Regions from separate parts of the Mus musculus genome. Here region 2 is linked to region 1. A link is a loop called in an ENCODE intact Hi-C map of the cell type or tissue named here. Cell type or tissue: gastrocnemius. All regions are shown on one strand. Each heading gives the region's core, and the rest is flanking DNA. Links, peaks and the distances in the headings are about the cores only. Region 1 holds the start of Gm36797 (a long non-coding RNA gene). Region 2 holds the start of Smim11 (small integral membrane protein 11).

Evidence for each region. Hi-C counts contacts between places; a loop is a spot of excess contacts. Peaks named below come from ENCODE experiments on the same cell type or tissue, not always from the same donor. Only the 100,000 strongest peaks of a DNase experiment are listed, where the experiment ranks them.
Region 2: it touches region 1 in a loop (5-fold over the local background); 12 of 42 quality-filtered maps call a loop at or near these places.

The regions. Positions count from the first base shown.
Region 1 is chr16:91,930,133-91,942,022 of GRCm38, reverse strand. Gm36797 (a long non-coding RNA gene) reads left to right here and starts at 1,167. Exons shown (of 3, transcript XR_385049.2): 1 at 1,167-1,725; 2 at 2,237-2,386; 3 at 4,792-5,682. Atp5o (ATP synthase, H+ transporting, mitochondrial F1 complex, O subunit) reads left to right here and starts at 10,393. Exons shown (of 7, transcript NM_138597.2): 1 at 10,393-10,503; 2 at 11,619-11,669. The coding sequence starts at 10,468. In gastrocnemius, for the core only: CTCF peaks have their summits at 5,506 (motif pointing left) and 6,660 (motif pointing right); DNase peaks (open chromatin) are centred at 5,501 and 6,681; H3K4me3 peaks cover 706 bases; H3K27ac peaks cover 1,515 bases.
Region 2 is chr16:92,298,428-92,310,317 of GRCm38, reverse strand. It overlaps Smim11 (small integral membrane protein 11), which reads right to left and starts at 9,015. Exons shown (of 4, transcript NM_138743.2): 1 at 8,975-9,015; 2 at 4,921-5,030. The coding sequence starts at 4,932. It overlaps 1700048M11Rik (RIKEN cDNA 1700048M11 gene), which reads left to right. Exons shown (of 2, transcript NR_045300.1): 2 at 1,239-1,602. In gastrocnemius, for the core only: CTCF peaks have their summits at 2,149 (motif pointing right) and 4,597; DNase peaks (open chromatin) are centred at 7,606, 8,092, 8,717, 9,093 and 1 more place; H3K4me3 peaks cover 2,261 bases; H3K27ac peaks cover 2,715 bases.

The sequences.
Region 1 (11,890 bases), core at 1,732-9,731:
GGTTCCTAGAAGGTGCTGGGAGCTTGGAGAAGAGCAGGTACTGCCTATCCTTAAAGGGGAAGAGGGGAGGGAGAGAGGAAGGAAGTAGAGAGGAGGACCAATAGAGGAAGGGTTTGCCACACTTCATTTCCAGGGATACTGGCTATATTTCTATCACCATCCTGTTCTTGTGTCCCATCCCAAAACCCAGCACTGTGACTAAAGACCAGGGGTCTAGAGACATTCTGTGGAAAGCTGGTCCCATGATGTTACTAGCAAACCAGGCTACCACCACCTGCCAGTTTTTGAAGCTTTAAGCAAAGTAAACTCAAACACATGGTCCTCACAGGTATCCAAAGAACAGGCCGGGTGGTATGCCAGAATCGCATGGGGTGCCTGGTTAAAATGGAGAACTCCAAAGATGAGGAGAAAGCTCAGTGGGTAATGGGCTTGCGTAGCATGGGGACCTGAGCTCACATCCCCAGCCCTCGTGTGAAAAGCCAGGCTCAGCCCCACACACACCATAGTCCTCACGCCACCGCTGAAAGACAGAGACTGGAGGATCCTACGGACTTGCTGGCCAGCTAATGTAGCCAATCAGACAGCGTGGGAACGCTGTCTCAAAACCTAAGGTAGACAGTGACAGATGAAAATACCTAGCACTGGCCTACATGCACACACACACACACACACACATACACACAATTTGATGCATTTGCACACACAAATAAACTAGGGACTCTTAGATGCCATCATCAACTCCTCCGCCCGAGCTTCCAGCAGGGAATCTGCATTCAGATACTCCCTCTGTAAACTGCAAGAAACAAATCTCAGCTTTTGCCTTATCTGGGGTTACTACGTCCGTGATGAAACCGCTTGACCAAAGCCACTTGAGAAGGAAAGGGTTTGCTCGGCTGATGCTTCCCCATCTCTCATCACCACGGACGGAAGTCAAGACAACCCAGACAAAGCCAGAACCCAGAGACAGGAGCAGAGGCCATGGAGGAGTGCTGCTTCCTGGCTTGGTCCTCTTGCTTTGCTCAGCCTGCTTTTGGCCACCCCCAACATCCCCTGTCCATCAGTAATTAAGAAAATGCCCTGCAGGCTTGCCTACAGCCCCACCTTACGGAGGCATTTTTAAATTGAAGTTCCCTCCTCTCAGGTGACTTTGGCGTGCGTCCAGTTGATGTAAACACAGTTGATGCCAGCACAGCAGTGAGCTTGAGAAAGCAGAGTTTCAGAGCCCAGCACCTAGAACTGCCAGCCCGGGGCTTATGGAGAGACCTCAAGAGTAACTTAAATGAATGATAAACTATGACGACGGCTAAAGAAGAGGCAGGAGTGGATGAAGCAGCCCACGCACGGTTCCTTGCTTTGCTGCCCCTCCTCACAGTGTCCCTGAGGGGAAACTGCTGAGGTCACCTGAAGAGCCTCCAGAGCCTGAGCAAAGCAACATGAGATCCGAACTCAGGGGACACGGAGGAGCCAAGAGATATGAGACCCGTGGTCCAAACTCGGGGGATGCAGAGAGGCTGAGAGAAAGGTCTGCCACCATCAGCAGCTGGCAGCTGTCTAGGATTTATTTAACTTTCCTGTGCGTGTGTGTGAGTCCATCTGTCCATCTGTCTATCTGTCTGTCCATCCTTCTGTTCTGTGAACACTCTCCTACAGAAGCCAGAAGAGGATGTCCGATACCCTGGAGCTGGAGTTACAGATGATCCCAATCCTGATCGGCTTGGGACTCAGGTATAGGAAGAAGTCCTACAAATTTAAAGACATATTCAAGAAAACTCAGAGCTTGTAAAATTAGGGCTGGCTCACTTTGATGGTAGACTAGCATCTATGCAGTATGTCTTCTTAGTTTGTATTATTATTATTATTATTATTGAGACAAGGTTTCTCTGCCCCACATAGGTGTCAGGAACAAATGATTCTTCTGCCAGAGTAGCAAGTGCTCTTAACCATTTCCCCAGGCCTCTTCTGCCCTACTGTGTGATACAGATAAACACCTAATTACTTAACAAAAACATCATCATGTTACATGTCGAGCATTTTAACCCTGCTGTATTTGGTTAGCAATAGACTACGGCTATTTTCTTAATGCAAAAACAGCAGCACACTCTTTCATCCTAGCTAGCCCAAGGTTGATCTAATCCCTGTCCAGTTCTTAGATATTCAAACTCCATACTTAATTTAAAATAAAGCCTATTGAGTCGGTCCTAATCCATCTGCTGGGTGGGTGGGTGTAATGTTTCAGGTTCCACGGAGTCTTTTCAATCCGAAGGCAGGACCGACTGACGGCTACCGTGAAAGATTACTTTGAGAATATTCTTGACTAACCTTAAGGATTAGAACATAAGTAAGAAAAACACACAGGCTTCAAAAATGCCAGTAAATTGATTCCAAGGTAAGTGTCGGTGCCACAAATCATAAGAAGAAGGAGGACATGTGGCCATCTTGTCACCGTCACAAGTGGACCAATTTGATTCAGTGCCAGGGAGACAGTAGACTTTATTTTTGATAAACAACCACTTTGAGAACTGTGCAGTGAGGATCTGCCTGCTGGCATGATTAATTTTTATCTTTGTTTTTCCTCCTTCATTGCTTCCATTGGTTGCCAAGATATGACAGGAGCTACTGTCGGCTTGGGACTCAGGTATAGGAAGATATCCTACAAATTTAAAGACATATTCAAGAAAAAAACTCAGAGCTTGTAAAATTAGGGCTGGCTCATTTTGATGGTAGACTAACATCTATGCAGTATGTCTTCTTGGGTTGTATTATTATTATTATTGTTATTATTATTTTGAAACAAGGTTTCTCTGTGTAGCCCTGGCTATCCTGGAACTCACAGAGACCCACCTGCCTCTGCTTCCCAAGTACTAGAATGGAGTTGAGGGCGTGTGCCACCACTGCCAATGCAGTATCGCTTAATGGTAGGAGGAAGGAAAGGGGTGTGTGTGTGTGTGTGTTTGAGAGAGAGAGAGAGAGCGAGAGAGAGAGAGAGAGAGAGTTGTGTTGTTCGGTGTTCATGTGTGTACTTGCACATGTATATGCAGGTGTCTGTATATATACATGTGGCAGCCATAGGGCAGTGTCTTCCTCTATCACTGTCTGTATTTTGAGACAGGGTCTCTGACTGAATGTGTAGTTCACTCCCTTTTGCTAGTCAGAGAGCTCCAGAGATCCACCTGTCTCTGCCGCCACTGTACATAGGTTGTATGATCGATTGTGACAGCACACACTCACATGTGGGGATCCAGACTTCCGCCTCCACACTCCCCAGCCAGCCCCATTACACGCTATGCCCTCCTCCTTCACAACAAAAGGTGGTTTTCAAAACTGAAACTGGTTCAAAAGAATCTGTGACAGCTCCCCGGAGGTGGGCAGCTCTTGGTTGCTGGCCTGTTCCCTGGACATGCCAATACAAAGGAGCAAAGCAATGGACGGGGTTGGGGGACAACCCTCTGTCCCCTTTCCAGCCACATACAAAAGGTCTAGACTGCTGTTCCTTGCAGATCTTGTCTTGGTCTCTGAAAACTCCCCCACTAATAGTCCTTTCGTTGCTTGAAATCTCAAACTAGACGGTACTTTTCCCCAGTTCTGCTAGTCTGCCATCAAATAAAAAGCCTACAAAAGCTGCTAGCAGCCCAGTCTCTCCCCAGAAGGCGCTGAGTGGGTGCCAAGCAGCTGCTTAGTACTTCTGGGTCACAGGGCCACAAGGTCACCCTAACTCATTCCCTACGGAGACTGGTCAGGCTTTAAACCCTGGGGTATTAAAGCCTCCTTTAGCCTCACCACTGTATCTTCTCTGTCAATCCCCTGCCTCATGTCCCAGCCACATTCCCCTGATAAACCAAAATGAGCTCTACTTTAATGATTAAAAGCGAACAGAAGAATATTCTGCTGCCAAGCCTGACCAGCAACTGCTTATGAGACCCGGCCCTACCTCAGGGTCCAAACGGTCCTGTCTCTACACGGGGACATTTCAGAATCAGACGCCCCCACATTGGGTCCCTCTGAAAGGCTTCCCTGTGAGTGTGAACATGTGTGTTCCTCTCAACACATTCACTCTGTCTCTTACAACTAAAGGAAAACCTTGCTACTGTCTTCTTCACACCTAACTCCTGAGGCTCAGCAGTTCTCAGGGTTGTTTAGCAGTCATACATGCTCCTTCCTCATCCCCCTCCCCCCCCCCCAGTTCTCTCCCCAAGTAAATGACCTTACAAAGTTTGTTTGTAGCTGGGTGATGGATGGTAGTGCACACCTTCAATCCCAGCACCCCAAAGGCAGAGGCAGGCAGATCTCTGTGAATCTGAGGTCAGCCTGGTCTACAGAGTGAGTTCCGGGACAGCCAGGGCCACACATGGAAACCCTGTCTCCAAAACACTGTTTGTTTAGTTGTTTGTCTGTTTGTTTATTGTGTGAGTCAGTTCTCCTTCCACTATATGGAACCCAGGGATTGAACTCAGGTCATCAGGCTGGGCGGCAAGCGCCTGTGTCCACTGAGCCCTCATACTGTTCTTTGACCCATGCTTATTTACCAAGCCGTTCCGGCTGCAGGTTGGTTCAGAGCGTCACTCGGTAAGTTTCTGCAGAGGACACGTGCTTCTGACCCACGCCAGGCCTCCCCACAGTCAGGCCCCTTCCCAAGTGGAACTGGTGTTGACAGGAACTGTGCCCTGCTTTCAGAGGGTCTCACGGCCATCTCTTCCAAGTTCCGAGCCACAGCCCAGTGGAAAGAAGAAATAGCACGTTAATATTGCGTTTAAAATGGCCCCTGTTGGGTTTGTGTTCATCTCCCCTCTACAGGAAAAACAACAAATAGGAAACCCCTGTGTGCAAAGTGAGAGTAACAGGCCCCTCCCCGGGTCTTCCAGGCTGTGACGTGCTACCTCCTGTTATATTTCCGTTCTCCACAGAAGGAACCTGAGACACAGACATTGTTTAAGACACAGAAGTGGTGAAGCAAAGCCTAGGTCACATCACCAAACACAACCAATCATGACCAGACCCTCGAGCAGGTCTCCTCAGCTCTCTCAGTCTATTAGAAGAGCACCGCGCAAGCAAGCTTGCTACCCTGGCTTTCCTCTCAAGATCAATGTTGTGATTCAAACCAGGGGCCAAAGAAGGTTAGGCTCCGTGTCTTTTCTTTGCTTCTTCTGTCGCTACCAGCTTCCAGAATAAGATTCCCCCAAAGGTATAGTGCTCTCCCTCCTGACCTAACCCCACCCCACTGCCCAACCCAACAAAGGGCTATGACTTCTAAGTCAGAAACATGCCAGTGAAGCAAGACCTGGGTTGCTATGGGAGGTCTAAGAGTCAAGGACCAGCTAAGATAGTTTCTAGGGGGTTCTACAACAGGCTTCAGCTCTGATGGTGGAGGTTGTGACTGGAGCTATCAGGATTGTTTGTTTCACAATCATATGATTCTCACTGGCTAACGTGAGCCAGACACTGCATTTTGGACCCAGAAAGCTCTAGAAAGACTCTGTTTGCAACATAAGGTGATGGCGCCCTCTAGTGTCCGCAGCATTTTGCAGAAACCTACCAGGCTCCTTTGTGGTGACCTTGAACATTGAGCAGGTGGCAGCTTCAAGGTGGGCACTACCTCACATCACGCCCAGAGGTGAAGAAAACAAGCCTGAACCACAGGGGTGGTGAAACTCAAGACCCTCTATGGGCCACTCTGCAGATCCGAGAGATCGAGTTTCAGGGGGAAAAAAAACCACTAAACTTTTCTCATTAAAAAAATGAATGAATTAATTAAAAATTATGTGTATGCTGCTGAGGTGGGGTGTTGCATGTATTCCAGATGCAGAGGTAGAGGCAGGTAGATCTCTATGAGTTCTGACGTCAGCGTGGTCTGGGTTGAGAGTTCCAGCCCAAACAGGGCTACACAGTTTAAAAAAATAATAATAATAAAAAAAATCAGGCTGGGGTGGTGGCTCACACCCCCGTGAGCATTCAGAATGCAGATCTATTTGAGTTCGAGGAACCCTGTCTTGAATAATAAAAACAACAAACAAAAAACCACCCCCTTGTGTATGCAAGTATGCCTACATGTGGGTATGTCCATGTGAGCACACAAGGGCCAAAAGAGTCCAGAAGAGGGCGTCAGATTCCCCCGGAGCTGGAGTTACAACTCCAGCTTGGTAATGGAGACCTGGGTTCTGGGGACTGAACGGGGTGGGGGTGGGGATGCCCTCTGCAAGGGCAGCACAAGGTTTTAACTGCTGGGCCGAGTGTCCGCTCTCACCACCAATTCTTATTAAATGATTTACTGCCTCTTTCCTGTGAGCACACGTTCCAGATCTTAAGGTTAAAGAGTTTAAATTCATGCGGTGGTAATGCCTTCTCTCTCTTGTTCATTGCCCGCTCAGTTTCCAACACACAATCTCTGCGAACCGCAAGACTTGTGCAAAAGCCCCAGAGGTCATTTGCTCTTTCTGGGGCTTTAAAGAGAAAGAGAGATCTTGTGTGAAAGAACTGCTCTAATGCAGGCTGCCACCCTGCAAAACACAGGGAGTGTGGTAAGAGGCTTGTGCACAGTTCTTAAACAAAACAAAGAAAACACCAGAAAGGACTGTACTCCGACAAAACTCCATAGATAACGTAAACACTCCCGAGACCTCTCCGTGCAGGAAGAGGATTTATGTATGAGTGCTCTATCTGCATGTACACCTGCGTGCCAGCAGAGGGCGTCAGATCCCAGTATAGATGGTTGTGAGCCACCCTGTGGTTGCTGGGAGTTAAACTCAGAACCTCGGAAGAGCAGCCAGTGCTCTTAACCACTGAGCCATCTCTCCAGCCCAGTTCGTACATGTTTAATGTGTGTACTTAGATCTTTTCTGTGTGTCATGAGATAATTTTTGTAAGTCTGATTTACTTATTTAGGGTTGTTTGGTTGTTTGTTTGGCTGGCCCTTTGTAGCCCGACTGGACTAGAACCTGCCAAGTAAAACAAGCTAAATTTGGCTTTGCTGTCATCTGCCTGCTTCTGTCCATTGAGTGCTGGGTCACAGGCACACCCCACTATGCCTAACTTGAAAGCCTCACTTTCATGGCTGTGTAATATAGCGTTCCAAATAAGCCATTCCCCTGTGTTGGATACGATTTGTTTGCTTCTCTGTTTTTCTATCTCTAAGTGAGGGCACTGTGAACTAGGGCATGAACCTTCCTCTGGGTCTCTGGTAATGAACAATGGGAATTGCTCCTGTAAGTCTAATCTTTTTATCTGGACTTTCTAAATACTGTAATTTCAAAATGGTTCTTTCTGAATTAAAGAGCGAGTCACTAAATTTTAAGACATATGGCAGGGGCTTGTGAAATGGCTCAGTGGTTAAGAGCACCAACTGCTCTTCCAGAGGTCCTGAGTTCAAATCCCAGCAACCACATGGTGGCTCACAACCATCTATAATGTGACCTGATGCCCTCCTCTGGTGTGTCTGAAGACAGCTACAGTGTACTCATATACATAAAATAACTTTTTTTTAAAAAGCCTGATCACATGAGTTTGATTCCCAGGACCCACAGAAAGGCATAGGGAGAGGACAGATGCACAAGCTGTCCTTTGACACTCACCGTGTGGCAAGTGCATCCCATGTACACACAATAATAATAAATAAGACTCATACGTGTACCACTGATGGTCTCATGATGTCATGCCACTGTTTTCTGTGACTGTCTCTGTGCAGAAGATAAAACAGCGATCGAATGGGAAGCATAAAACAAACAGGTGCCAGGCAGTGGTGGCGCACACCTTTAATCCCAGCACTTGGGAGGCAGAGGCAGGCCGATTTCTGAGTTCGAGGCCAGCCTGGTCTACAGAGTGAGTTCCAGGACAGCCAGGGCTACACAGAGAAATCCTGGGGGGGGTGGGGGGTAATGGGGGGGGCGGGATGGAAACAGGTACGGTCTTAAATATCTGGGTTTCTCTCCCAGGGTAGCCCTGCCCTTGTGCGAGTCTGACTCATTCTATTAGCCTTGACTGCAACAATGTAAAAAAAAAAAAAAAAATTTAAACAATCTAAATCTGTTTCACCTCCCAGAAAATACAGACACAGTTACACACTTACACCTGAGGGTTGTCTGAAACTCAAACCTTGAAATTCAAGCAACCATCAGCTGCCATTTTAGAGCTATGCATGGAGCTAGAGTGGAATGAAGATGCAGAATAAATAGAAGGCACCGCATTGCCACAGGGTAAACCTAGAGTCTATTATAAAAGACAGTGCAATAGTTGGTCTACAATTTCCCGAGTGTATTTGAGCCTGGGACTTTTAAATTTTCTATTACATTTATTGAAACCCAAATTGCTTGTAAACTTGCATGTAGCTATACTTCAGGAAAATGCAACCTTGCGGTTTGATTTTACATAGAGTACAAGGTTTCTATTCTACTTTGGCTTCTTTTGCTGTGACAAGACACAGAACAAGCTGGGCAGGGATGGTGCACGCCTTTAATCCGAGGCAGAGGCAGATCTCTGAGTTCAATGTCTACAGAGTTCCAGGACAGCCAGAGCTACACACGTGGCGGGGGGGGGGGGGGGGGGGGAAGGGCACGACGATTTGGGGGAAGGAAAGGGTTTGTTTCAACTTTCATTTCCAAGTAGCAGTTCATCCCAGAGAGGAATCAACAAAGAAGCAGAAGTGGGAACGTGAGGGTAGTAACTGAAGCAAAGATCCACTGAGAGCCCCTGCTTCCTCACCACTCTCTGACTTCCGCTCAGGGTTTGCTCAGCCTGCTTTATATACAACCCAAGGATCGCCTGCCCTTGCTACCTGCCATTGGGTACTGCCATCAGTGGGCTGGGCCCTCCCACATCAATCACTAATCAAGAAAATGGTCCCCAGACTTGCCTACAGGCCAACTGGGAGAGGCAGTTTCTCAGCTGAGGTTTCTGTCTAACTCTCAGAGGTATCTCTAGTATGTGTCAAGTTGAAAAACTAACCAGTACAGCCTGTGAAGGCAAACAGGTTGATTTTTTTTTTGATACCTTGTTGAGACTTGGGATATAAAACAGCTGTCTACACATGAGCAGTTCCATAAGATGTGATCAGTGCTGAATACGCTTTTCATTAGGCTTACGTAAAAGCATTTTGCAGCAGTGGAGTGAAGTATCCACACACAGCTAGTGAGAGTGTAAGCCGAAGAGAAGCAGCTCTGCCTCATGTGCCCATGTGCTCATGCTCACTTGTCAAGCTGCTCGATCAACTTTTAAATTCTACTTTTGAAATTATGAAAAAGTATATCTAAAGATACTCAGATGTGTATTAAAGTAATATATTAAAGTAATATAAACCACGTGAGTTATGTTGAAAAGTCATAGAATGGTTAAGTTATAGAATCAAAGTAGGTTATTCTGCAGCTATGGACATGTTTATTAAAGTGCCATAATTTAGAAATTTGCTTATACAAAATGTATTTCTGAGGTTGGAGAGACAGCTCAGCGGTTGGGCACTGGCTGCTCCTGCAGAGGACCTGTGCTCAGTTTCAGTACCCCCTGGCACCTCACAACTGCCTCTAACTCCAGCTCCAAGAGACTAGATGTCCTTTTCTGGACTCTAAGGCAACAGGCACACATGGTACACGTGAATATATGCAGGAAAACACTCAAACACATAAAACAATTTCTAAAAGAATGTATTTGCAACCCATATAATTCTGTATCCATCTTCCCTCATATTAAAAAGTAAATTATATATAGATAAATTATATATAGATTTTGAGTCTGTGGGTATAAAAAGCACAAACACGGGCTGGCAAGATGACTCAGCAGTTAAGAGCACTAACTGCTCTTCCGAAGGTCCTGAGTTCAAATCCCAGCAACCACATGGTGGCTCACAACCACCGATAATGAGATCTGACGCCCTCTTCTGGTGTATCTGAAGACAGCTACGGTGTACTTATGTATAATATAATAATAAATCTTTGGGCTGGAGCGAGCAGAGATCCAAAAACAAAAATTAAATCCCCAACAACCACATGAAGGCTCACAACCATCTGTACAGCTACAGTATACTCATATACATGAAGTAAATAAAGAAATCTAAAAAAAGAAAAAAAGAAAAAGCACAAACACACCTGTCAACTGTCCTATGTAATCAAAATATGGCCAGAAGAGCCAAGAAGTGCGCCCGGGTAGGTTCACTTTTGGTTTTTGTTTTAAGTAAAGCCTGAAGCATTGCCACAGAAGCACACTTGGCAGGTTCAAGACGAGTCAACGATGTTGACGATGCATGTGCAAAGAGTTTAAATCTAAACCTAATTTCAGACTTAATTTTCTGGTTCCGGTTCACGAGTCCAGCCGGACCGCGGCAGGTACGGACTACAACTCCCAGCATGCAAGAGGTTCTTACCCACACTCCCGGGCTCCTGACGCGTACATTTCCCAGAAAGCCGAGCGATCACGCTGGCGCGCGCGCGTGCGCTCTGGCGCCAGTAGTCTCTTTTCATTTGGGTTTGACCTACAGCCGCCCGGGAAAAGATGGCCGCGCCTGCAGCGTCCGGACTGTCTCGACAGGTAGAAGCTGGCGGGAGGCTCCCTCCCAGGGTTGCGGGTCCCCGGCTCCCATCGCCGCGTGTGAGGCCGTGGCTGAGGGGTCAGGCAGCCCGCCCAGGGTCGTGGGGCCCGGCGACTGCAGGCAGCGTGGGGCGGATCCGCGTTTCGTCCCCGTGGGGAGTGGGCACGGATTTCTCTGTCTTGACCTTGACATCCAGGACTCACTGCATAGCGGAGCAGCTGGCAAGGGCATGGGAGAGAGCACTGGGGAGAGTACATGCCTGTCCTTGCTGGTAAACCTAAGGGCTGCCTGCTGCTTAGGATTTTGAGTGTTGGAAAAGCGCATCCCCTGTGTTTATAAAGAAGGGGGGAAGGGCTAAACGTCTCCCCTTTGGCTGGCAGCTGGTGAGTGATGGCGAGCTTGCAACAGGCCAAGTCCAGCAGAACCTGGAATTGGGTGGAAAAAAATACGTGCCTGGGTCATCTGCCATGATAATTTTGTATCGACAGCCGTCATGGTTTTCATCTGCACCATACAGAATTATTACTAAGGCGTTAGAAAGTTTTTTAACCCTCATAGCCAGTTCCAATCGAGTACATTCTAGTCTAGAGAGAGTAGTATATGACTGTGACCTGTGCCCTCGCAAAACGCTTTTTAAACTGGATTCCAGGCTGCTCCAGTGACAGACACAGTGCCTGAAGCCTGGTGCTGTATCAAGAGATCTTTGGTCTTAGATAGCATTTCAGTTCCTAAGCAAGTAGGTTTCCTTGAATTAAGACTGGACTCATTTCATGTTCATTAAAGTTTTTCTCAAAGGTGATGTAATATAAATCCTCCGCTTTCATAAAGCATTCTTCCCAAATGTGATAAAGCTCTTAATTATTTTGAAAAATTCCACTTTGGGAAGTTAGCAGCTTTTCTCTCTCAGCTATCCAGGGAGGAAGGTGTTGGGAAGGCAGTTTCTGGAGGGATTTGGGGTGATTCTCAATAGGGAGTGTATAACAAAGAGCAGCTCCCACTCATATAACCTGTGTGATGATAGAAAGGAATTGCGCAAGTATTTGATTAGATTATTTTAACACATTGCTAAGCTAATGCAGAAACCCTGTCTGATCTGTTTTCTTTTGTTCTAAAGGTTCGGAGCTTCAGTACATCTGTGGTCAGGCCCTTTGCCAAGCTTGTAAGGGTATGTCAGCTTACTTATTTGTGTGTGTGTGTTTGGAAAACAATGAAAGAGTGAGTTGAACAGAAATACGTTGAAGTGTGTAATTAATAACCTTGGTCTGCAAGGGTGGCAGTTCCCAGATGAGTGCCTGGGTGCAGGGGATGCTGTTGGGCGCCTGTCACACAGGGTGGGCTCAACCCTAGACTTTAATGTTCTAAAAATAACTTGTTTGGGCCCAGCAA
Region 2 (11,890 bases), core at 1,324-9,323, 370 kb before region 1:
ATTTGATTCAAATTTTAGGAAGTTTTAAAAGAAGGTCTTAGTCACTTTGCTAGAAAGATGTAATAAAGTTAGAATCAAGCACGGAATGTACCCACCCGTCATAATAGTAAGTGAAGGCTGCATAATAAGAAATACAATGAGTTTTCATCGTCACACTAAAAAGAGAAATAAACTTGGGACAGATTGTGTGTAAGGAAAAACGTTTCAGTCCAAGGATAAAGCCACAGGTGTGCACTATGATAAGGCAAGGCCATGAAAAAACTGTGGCTTTGAACTTATAATGAGCATATTATTATGAAACACTGCCTTGAACTTAATATCAACATCCCTCTGTAACTCCCATTTTATGATAACATTTTATCTTTGAGGTAATTTTCTAAGGAACTTTTTGTCTAAGGAGGTATAAAAAGACCAGAGGAAAGAGATACAGTTGTTGATTAAATGGTTTGGCTTGGGGAGCTCTGCCCCATCCATCCATCCATCCATCTAACCATCTATCCATCCATCCAAAGTGTATATGTCTGTTTGTCTATATGTACATGTATAGGTACATGTGTGTATGCATGTAAGCATGCGCAAACACTTGTTGTTTGTGACAGACAATCAATGGCCAGAGTGTGTCTGTGCAGTGTATAAAGCATCTTAATTCTTTTCTTTTCCTTCCTCTCTGGTTCACAAAGAGTTAACCAGCCTAGCCAGAGAGGCTTCTGGCTGCCTGGACAGAGAGGGGAGTGATGGCGATACATTTTTTTAATTAAATGCCCCCGCTGCTAGGCAACAGTGTTAATCACCCAAGCCAGCGTTTTTTAACCACAGAATAAGCAAGAAAGTTTTTAGGATGTTTTCAGAAGTTATCAGCAAACACTAAGTATAGAGAGCTAGAAGGCCAGAAACCATCAGTCTTTAAATCTACCTCTACGTCTGACACTGGGTCCCACTTCAAACCCTTCCAGGCTGGGCTGGCTCCCAGCAGAAGCAGCTGCCTAGACCAGACTGGCCTGTGGGTGTGTCCATGGGGGACTGTCTGCATTTATTAATTGGTGTAGGAGGGCTCAGCCTATTGCGGGTGGCACCATTCCCAGGTAGGCAGCCCTGAGATATATATGCTAATGTAAGGGGCTGAAGAAACGGCCAGGGTTAGAATGAAACCAGTCCCCAGCTCCTGATTCCAATTTATACACATTTGTGTCCCTCCAATTGTATCTAAACCTTTAGTGACTGTCTCTTCCATGTTGCAGATGGAGCAGCAGTTGCTATATCCAGGAAAGTCTGTGTGCCCTGTGTTTTCTGTGGACTGTCTCCTTGCGTCTGCACCCAGCCCCATGGAGGGGACAGACAGTCCTGACTGAACAGATGAGGACTCTAACTACGGAGAGGTGGCTAACTGGTGAGGAGAAAGCAAGACGTACCAGACTCTCCATCGCTGAATTTCCCAGTAACACGTCTTGTCCTTCCACCTGAATCTGGTTTACAATTTCGTCCTGCAAGTCAGCTACAACTCAGCTGAACTCAGTACCTTAGAAACTATTAACTATTAGGAATGGCTATCTGAGGATTTCTGAGGAAGGTTGCCCTGTGGTAGAATAATAGAGTGAGGAAGAAGATATACTCTAGTTGTTTAATTTAACTAAGACGGTAACTATGTCCACTTTCACCCACTACTGAAGAGTGAGGATCACACAGCTTAGGTGCAGTGGAGGATCATAACGATGTCAGAACAAACGACATGATGGGCATGTATCCTGATGACAGGACCTGTCACGAGGCTGCTCCTGAGCGCTACTGGTCAAGCTTGACTCCACACTCACAATCTAGCTGATGGGGAATGTAAGCATTGCTATAAACCTCCTTACGTGCCCAGGCTGCCCAAGGCTGAGACTGCCTCAGATCTCGACAGGGTACTGTCTCATCCCCACTGATATATCCTGGGGTCCTCGCAAGATGCAGCTAATGTCACAGGCCTTGGTTCTCCATGGTACAAGCCTCAGTCAGCTTTAGCAGGGGCAGGGATGTGTTATCTAATCAGGAGGGTAGAGAACAAACTGAAAAGGAATTACAGCTGACAGACATGGCTAGGTGGTTCCATTATTTACTTTCTTAAGGGGACCAGAGAGGCAAGAGTTTCCAGGCCGGAGGGCAGGGGTGGGAGAGTGATGCCAGCAGAGGGCAGCAAAACTGAAGAACTAAAGAGTCTGCCCCACTCTGTGCCCCATCCGGGGCAGAAACTGGCTTCAGTTGGCCTCAATTTCTCGATCATCTCCTCTTATCCTTTGTTCTGGCTGGTTTTGTGTGTCAACACAGCTAGAGTTATCACAGGGAAAGGAGCTTCAGTTGAGGAAGTGCCTCCATGAGATACAACTGTAAAACATTTTCTCAATTAGTGATCAAGGGGGAAAGGCCCCTTGTGGGTGGGACCATCTCTGGGCTGGTAGTCTTGGTTCTATACGAGAGCAGGCCGAGCAAGCCAGGGGAAGCAAGCCAGTAAGAAACATCCCTCCATGGCCTCTGCATCAGCTCCTGCTTCCTGACCTGTTTGAGTTCCAGTCCTGACTTCCTGTGGTGATCAACAGCAGTGTGGAAGTGTAAGCTGAATAAACCCTTTCCTCCCCAACTTGCTTCTTGGTCATGATGTTTGTGCAGGCATAAAAACCCTGACTAAGACATCCTTTAAGCTCCTTTTATCTCTCAAAATATGCAGACCTGTAAGGGAGGAAATGACTACTGCTGGAACAGGTGAGATCAACTGTGTGTGAGTGCATGAGGTCATGTGTGCATGCATGTGTGTGCCTGTGTGCGAGTATGTATGTACATATGTTTATGTATGTGAGTGGGGGTATGTGCATTCATTCATATGAATGTGCATGCATGTGTGTGCACACTTGTATGTATATGTGTACACATGCTTATGTGTGTGAGTGGGTATATGTGTGTATGTGCTTTTGTGCACGTGTGCCTGTACATGTGTGTGTAAGTGTATGTGTGTGTTCAAACATGTATTCATGTGCATGAGTGTGTAACTGTATTATGTATTTGTTTATGTGCATGCGTGTACATGTGCACAATAGTGCAAGCATGCATGCGTGTGTGCACAATGCTCATGTGTGTGTGTGACTGCATATGTTATGTGTGCTGGTCCACATGCTTGTGCCTGCATGAGCATTGTTTTTCTTACTTGTCACTGAACATGGAGCTCAGCTCACGATTTCAGCTACACTGGCTGGCTAGCAAGCTCCTAGGATCTGCCTGATATCAGCTGCCCTGTGTAGTCAAGGCTAGCCCTGAACTCTCTCTCCACCTATCTGTACCTGGCTCTATCTCTACCTGATTCTTCCGTCTCTACTTCCCACCTTCTGGCATTATAGGTGTGCACCTGGCTAGTCAGCTGGTCTTTTAACCAACGCCCCCCACCTTACCTCTAGGCTTTCAGGCTTTTAAATGAATGAGCCCTGCCCTTTCCCTTGCTTTTACTGGCTAGTGGGCTATGTATGCTCTGCCTGCTCCCAACCTTGGTTCTGACAGCTAAATCTAACCAACAGTTTATAGGAATCTCTTTTATTCATTTCCCAAGCAGTTCAACTTGTCCTTGGTGCTCCTGTGGGTAATTTATGACTTTTGAAAGGTGGTTTCCATGAAAACTGAGTTGAATTCTTTGAGAGAATCAAGTGTGGCTAGGAAAAAACCCCCAATGCTCTCGGCAAACAGCTGGATGAAATGATGGATGAGGACCAGGAAAACTGGAAGGTCTGTAAGATCTCAGTCCACTTTCCTCACCTCAGGCTTGTGCATCAAAGTCATAAAGAGACACATGGAGGACGAAGTCTGAGAGCCAGTGCAGCGAGGTGGGATGCTAGCGCGGGCCTCTTCCAGGATATGGGACAGACTTGTGTCCTCACACAGCAGAAAGTGGGCTAGGCAGGTCTTTGGGGTCTGTTCTGTAAGGGCACTCAATGCTTTACTGACTTTTCTGTCACTGTGATAAAGCACCCGATAAGAGCCGATTTAGGAAGGAATATATTGTGGTTCCCACAACGGAGATAGGCCACCACAGGCTCTGGTCCCATGCGAGAGGGAGCCACACGGCCAGAGGTTCCACCTCTAAATTCCATCATACTGCCTCAGAAGTGCTACAACAGATTTGAGAGGCACTAGCATTCACCTGTTACATCGACTTCAAGGAAACAAAAGTGAGGACGGCTAAGGGCAGCTTTAAAGGCCTGATTTTTGCAGAACAGTGAGACAGTCTGAGGTTAGGGGAGGCATCCTCAGAGAAAGGCCCCGCCTTCCTCCGGCAGTCTGAAGAACAAATGCAAATTCACAAGTCTTACCCGTTGGAAACATTAAATGTGATTACCAAGGCATGGGTGTGAGTAGGGGCTATGGGGAGTAATGGACGTTCACAGGAGTGGGAAGAGATGATGAGAGCCAGGAGTGAGGACCATCAGATGCTATACAGATATGACATTGTTGGAGAACAGATTCAATTCACTAAAAACTATCACTCTGCTGTACAGAGTATCTACTCCACTGATGCAGAGTATCTACTCTATTGTTGCTCTTACCATCTTCAAGGCTATGATGTGTGTTAACCCCTGGTGGTGCCACCATGAACTGCAGTGAACCTTCAGAGAGTGGGGCCTTATGGGAGGTTCTCAGGTCACTGGAATTATGTCCGCAGAGGTTTAAGGGACTCTGGTCTATCCTTCCGCTTTGCTTACTGGGTTCTGAAGTGAGAAGTCTTACCTGCTTCTATTCTCCCCCAAATGCCATCTGCCACCCCACCCCCCCCACCACACATTTACAGCAAGGCTGGAATTTCCAGATCCCATGAACTCAGGTGTTCCCCTAGTGTGACAGATATTATATGTGGAAAAACAAAAAACAAAACAAAAACCAGACTATACTTTTAAAAACTATTCTCACCTTCCAGTTCATGGCGGGCCAGCTGTGATTCACTTCTGACCAATGTACCTGTTACACACAGGCATGAGAGGCAGCTGGAAAGCCGGACCCAAGGAGCTGGAAGTTCTGATCTAGGGAGAGAGAGACAGAACTTCAATACAGAGCCTGCAGGGTGGACCACAATAGGAAGCCACGTCTTTGATAGGGAGAGGCCTGTGAACAGAGAGCAAGTAGAGGAGGGGGGGGGGGGGCTCTGCACAGGTGACCCCGTTCCTTCCTCATGGCTCTCTGCAGCTCCCTGCTGAAGCATCTGTTCCCAACTGACTCCTCTGTGCTCTTAAAGCCCACACTCACCAATGCTCCTGACACGAGGACAAGCTAGTTTGGGGATTAAGGACCTTCTGGACACTAACTGTGCTTGTCCTGGCTGAAAATAAAAACAAACCAAAAACTATCTGGAGGGAAAGAATGACAGGAAAAAAAAGGTGGGGGGGGGGAGAAAAAATACAAAAACACAAAAAAACCTGTCCTGAGAGCTAGGGACAGTGCAGAGACAGCCAGAGAACAGACGCTCTGCACAGTCCTGTGTCTCATTAGCTATGGCACCTGCCTCCACAGCCAGGACACGGGTGATCTGGATGAAGCATCTGCACAGGACATTGGCAACCAGCTGGTGCCCTGCTAGTTCTGGAACCTGACTTTATAGGAAGTTGTCACAGCCTGACTCCACTGTCTGTGCTTAGATGAGCTTAGATGAGCTAAGCCAGTGAGTCTCCATTTTACTCCCTTTACTTTAAAGGGGGAACACATAGGGCATAAGGACTGTGCTCAGGGTCCTCTAGTGTGTGACCAGAATCCGAACCCACCTAGGACCAGAAGTCTCTGTTCCAAATGGGTGTCTCTGGGTTCTTGGTACTGTATTTAAAAAATTGAAGGTGGACACAGGTCAGAAAGTGACAAGGAATTTTGTTCAGAAGCACAGACGTGGTACAGGCCAGGTACTCTACAAGAGGCCAACAGGCACCTTAAGCTGGAGTGGACCAGCCTGTGGCTTCCTTTTGTGGGTTTAGGAGGGGGTAGAAGCTGACTGTTATCAGTGGGGTGTCCTTAAGTTCTAATCGATATGGGCTATGTAAGCTTTAGTTCGCATCCTTTCCCACGATGCATTTCAATTTAATCCTATCTGCTCCCAATTACACATAGCCAAAAGAGGGCAAGTAGGGATTTTTTTTTCCCTCCCTAACTGTTCATTTTAAGGTCACAGTTTGCCTTACTGTGCATGCACCCCAAACCAGTATATGTTGGATCTAGCCATGATGCCTAGTTTCAGGATATGTTTGGTCACCAAAAGGACTTACTGAGGGTCATTGCTAAGAAGCTACAGTTTGGAGTGCCCACAAGCCTCTGTTTAAAGAGGTGTGTGCATGCAGCTCCACATGGGTGTGGGGGAGATCCTGGCTTGCTTTACTGGGAAAGCACTGTGTAGCTCAATCAAGCAGACCCCCCAGGTTTCCCTTCCCCTTGCCTATCTTACATCCAGTCAGCCAGGTCTGGGAGCTTCAGCCTCAGCAAGTCACCTGGGTACAGATGGACTGCTTCAAACTCACTTCCTTCATAATAACTTAAGACTAGAATTAGAAATGCAACGGGAAATTCCACACACCTTTAGAATGGGTTTCCTTAAGTAAAGCTCATGGGAGATGGCGTAGAAAAACATTTCCAGTTGTAAAAGTATCTAATATATAAAATTCAGTTCTCAGTCTATTTCAAGGTTACAGAACTTTGAAAACCAGCTAGCTATTGGCACAAGATAACCAAGCTTTGCCTTTGACTTGTGCAAAGTCAGATAAACCAAGAAGTGTATAATCCAAAGCCCTATTTAAATGCGATAGCGGTGGTTGAAGGTGCCCACTACCTGCAAGTGTTTGCCTTTAAATAGCAGCAGATTCCAACCTATGTTGGAAAAATGAGCTCTTTGCATGTTATAACCTGCTGCTGGAATTTACACCTTGAACGTCTAGTAATCTTAGGGATTAGCCATACTGTATATTAAAACAAAATATTTTTTTTATTTTTATAATTCCTTCTTAATTGAGTTGTATACATATTATATGGTAGACGATTTAACTGTTTCCCACAAGTCACCTCTGTGAATTGATATGCCCAGGATACTGACTCCCAAGGTCAAGGGAAACAAATGGGCCCAAGATGCTGACAAGAGGAAATAAATGAAAGAAAATACCCCGGGGTCTGGAGGTCTGGCAAACACATTGCACTTAGCAGCAATGTGACCTTGGCCTCTCAAAGCCTCCTTCATCAGTAAATTCTCCTTCAGAAGTTGGCCAGTAATCGCTAAGAAGCATGAGTAACACACAGCAAGCATTATTGTCTTGATAATGTCTCTCCTTTGCTAATGGTCCTCAGATAACAAACAGCAATAGGGCAGGATGTAGTCTGGACAAGATGCCAGGCATGGGATAAAGAATAAGGGCAAGAAGAAGGAGGACAGGACTCTACTCCAGGTGGCAGTAAGGGCTGAGCATGTGACCTGGGAAAGCCATGTGGCTCCTGAGCCAAAGCGCTCTTGGGATATCAGCGTCCAAGGAGTAAGTCTCCCACTCTGGAATTCACAACTCTCTGCTCTGTCTAATGTCACAGGACATGATGCCAAAAAGACTAGCAATCTGAGTGTTAAGAGGTAAGATCTCTGAGAAGGAAGCAGGGGGCTGTGGGCGTGGCTGAGCCAGAGTGCTAACGCAAAGCTCTCGGTTCAGCCCAAGTAACTCACAACCCAACCTTGGTGGTACAAGCCTGTAACCCTAGCACTTGGGAGGTGGAGGTCAAGGGATGGGAGTTCAAGGTCATCTAAGGCTACAGAGAAAGACTGAGCTGGAGGCCAATCTCAGATGCACAGAATCCTGCCAAGGAAGGAGAAAGAGAAGAAAAAGAGAAGAGGAAGAGAAGGAGGAAAAAGTAAAAGCAAAGGGGAATCTGTACTGCTATGGAGTGGGTGGGGTGGGTAGAGGAGAGCGAAGGGCCCAGAGCAGCCAGGTTCATTTTCACCCACTACTTTAAATTTCAAGGCAGCTTGCAAGCTTTCTGCAAATGGGGATAACCAAGAAAGCTAAACATAGCAGTGAGCTGTCTGCTCTGATATCACGGACTCCTGGTGCCATTCAGAAGCAAGCAGCAGCTGGCAGCAGAGGGTGAGCCAAAGCCACTGGGGTAAGGACAGCTGGAGGCCATTAAAATATATGAAATGCAGGGAGCTGTCCAGGCTTAACCCTTAACGACAGAAAATAAAACTGTTTGTAGTTTTGATCTTTATTGCAAAGTATCCTGCCAGGTTTTATTCTAGAAACAAAGAAGACATTCACTCACTTTGATTATACCAATTTAAACGACGTGGACAATAGTCTGCTCACAAGCTCCGTGTGCTCCTTGGCGAGGCTAACAGAGTCGAGGGTGCACCTATCTCAGCATATAATGCACTCACCTATCCTAGCAGCTTGTGTCAACTGTCTGAAGCCGTTTTCACTCCCAGTCTCTACCCCTTTCACTCCAATTCCTCAGCCAACCATTTAAAGTATCGGTAGGTTCAAATCGCCATGACCCCTGGACCTCACTTAGCCCACTCAGCACAGGCCTTGGTTTTCAAGAAACCCAGAAGCACCTTATCCGGGTGGGTGGCCAGATTCCAAATTTCAAGGCTTTGGGGAGCCTGTGAGTTATGGTGCACTTCCCTACTAGATGAAACGACACGCCTTGTTTAAGCAACTTTGGCGCCTTTGCGATCTGGGGCACCACAGGATCAAACGGGGATTTGCTATCCCTGGATACTTGGGAGTGCCCAGTCCCAGGTTCTCGCCCCCAGGCATTGCCTCCACGGGGGTGGGGGGTGGGTAGAAGGCCAGGAGTTATCATCGCTCCCTTCCTGCGTCACCAAAACAAGGCGACAAGACTATTAGAGTTCCCAAGGGCTATGTAGCCGTAGGCAGCAAGTGTCATCATGGGAGAAACAAGAACGCGGGATGACCAAGGGATTCCCCAGAGCCCCAAAGACTCACACACTTACACTCAGGGCGGCGGGGCCTCCTCGCTTGCTGCTCACAAACCACGACTCCCACAATCCCGTCGTGAAAACTACAAGTCCCGAAATGCACCGCTCGGAACGGAAGCGCCATCTTGAAAGGCACCACTTGATACGCAGGCGCAGTGGCTTTAGGGCGCCCGCAGATTCGCTAGTATTAAGGAGCGTGTTTCTCCAAGCGCAGGCGCTATGGGCTTCAGGCCAGTTGCGCAGGAATCTGAGGCTACTGCAGAAATCCAAGTAGGAACCCTGAGGGTGGTCCGCAGGGGTTAGGGTTCGGCCTAGGACCCTTTGTTCATGTCCACTGGTCATTGACTCCTGTTCTATACAGCTGAAGACAATAGGTCCCAGGTTTTTTGTTTTGTTTTCCAGGCTTAGCATTCCTCCAAGGGGACAGACAAGAAGAATGCATCCCGGTTGAGATAACCGATAGATACCCAGATTTTAGGTTCCCAGTTTCATTTCTAGCCAGTGAATCCCCAAAGTGCCGGGTGGGGAGACGCAGACAGCAGCCCTGTCCAAGGCTCTGGAGAGGCAAAGTTCTCACCGAGACCTCCACCTCATCTCCCTCTTCTGTGGAGGGGGGAGCGGATGCCCGGTGCTGACACTAATTGCGGGGTGAATTCTTGGACCCAAGAAAGTTAGCTTCAGATCTCATCATGCCTCTTTGTGGAGATGAAGTTGAAAATGTTAGCGTGCAGAGGGTTTCACAGACCTGGTTGTGCTAACAAGAGAATATCACGTTGAGACTGTCGTTTAATTTAACTCTACAAGGCCTATAAAAGGACACACTATAATTGTAATATTTCACAAATGATGAAACGGAAACACAAAGGATTTTTTTTTCTTTCCCGAGGCTGAGGCCAGCTCGTGCCAGACCTGGGGCTCGCCATAAGTTGCGAGACTGGGATCAGCCCCTATCACCTGTTCCTTTTGCAATAGCTTTGAATCTGCACTGAAGTACTACTCAGATGTGTAGAACTAGCAGACTAAGCAGAAAGACTCTAAAGGGAACATGGATAGAAAAACAACAGCAACCCAGCTGTTTGACTTGGCATTTTCATTTAGAAAGCTTTGGTTGAAGTTGATACTGGAGGGAGAAGCTGGGGTAAATGGATCAACAACTGGATGCCCATCCAACTTGTTAGTTATCTCCTGTTAACACAACAAAATGCTTGACAGAAGCAGCTTAGGTTATCTAGACTAGGTGAGTAGAGTCCACAGCTGGGAGGAGAGTGATGGAGGCTTGACCTCTCTTGGTCTTCTCCTTCAGGTTCCATCCAGGATCCCAGCCCAGGGAATGGTGGCACCCATTTAGAATGTTTTCCCACCTCATGTAACCCAATCTATATAATTCCCACAGGCATTCCCAGAGGTGTGGCTGTTACCCTAGTCTAGATCCTGTGATGTTGCCCATATTAACTACCACATAAAGATGTAGCATTTCTCCTGTTCCCCCTAAGTAAAATTGACTGATTGATGTCCATGTTATAACTATATTTTCCAGTGAGGATGATAAAGTATGTTTAATGAAAGCCTGGATTTAACCACCTGTACGTTTTCCTGGAGAAACAGATAAGCCAAGGGGAAAATTACAAACTCTGGGAAAGGGTGTGTGTTTTGTGTTGTGTTGTGTGACGTGCAAGGGGCATGCCCAGCAGAGTCTTAATGTTTGTATTTCAAAGAGATATTTCTACATGCTAGAAGAATTATTCTTGCTGAGTCTCTGTGTTTGCATTTCTAAGAGACATTTCTTTAGATGGAAGAAGAATTATTCCTCAAAGAGAAAGAGAGAGGATTTTGTAATTGCAAGCTTTCTCACTGCTATAAAAGAGGGTTCCATAGCCTATTGGGCTCCTTTGGTTAGATTTTACAGTCAGCTCTTCCTGGTTTCTCAGGCAGGTACTTTAAGGGGCTGGATAACCATTTTGAGCTGTTAGAAAGATATATTAATGTTTATTCAAGTCTCTTAGGATATGAAGGTCAATGAAATAATTTGTACCAAGAGTATAGGATATTTACTGGCCAAAGTTGGAGCCTAGTCACGAAGGAGGCTCAGGGAACCTTGACTTGATTAAAAAGAAAAGTCATTACGAGGGTGGAAAACCTGGCTGGATACAGCCCCACACTAGGATCTCTGGGTCTGGGCTATCTAGGTTGACCATGCTGGTGTGCAACAGGATGTTAGGCTTCTGGCCTGAGGAAGGAAGCCACTCATAGCACATCTGCTCTTGGACTATAAATGACTTACTCTAACACCATGTAGTTTCTCTGGTAGCAAAATGCAAACATGTTGCAGGAAGCAAATGCTTTATGTAGATTACATCTCCTTCTATAAAGGGACAAACATTGTAGTTGGTTTTATGGTGTGTGGCCACCAAAACTCATGTTAAAACTTGAGATGAGAGGGAGGCCTGGCCTTTGGTGGAGGGAGCTTTACCCTCACTGGGCTGCCCTGCACTACCAGGGCATACACCGTTATAATGAGGGTGTGTCTGGTATCTATCTGGTCATCCTCTTTCTGTCATATATTAATGCCATATGATATCTTCACCAGGAACCTCAGACGCTGATACCTATGCTCTTAGTCTTCCCAGCCTCCAAAACCACGCACGGACTCAGAATAACCCCGACAAATCATTGTCAGGCACTGTCTAACGGGAACAGAAATGGTCCTCTTTGACTCTTGTTTTTGTACTCTGAGGCTGGAGGACCTACTCACAATGGGTGGGCCCTGGCCATGGCAGAGTAAAGACATGGGATATGGACCATGAGGTATGGATGCTAAGGACCAACATGTCTCTCATTTGCCCTGGATGTCCTATCTGCAGATATTATGTCTTCAACCTCGTGTCTCTGTTCCAGCCATGTCCACTTCCTGTTGATCTCTGTTAAGACTTG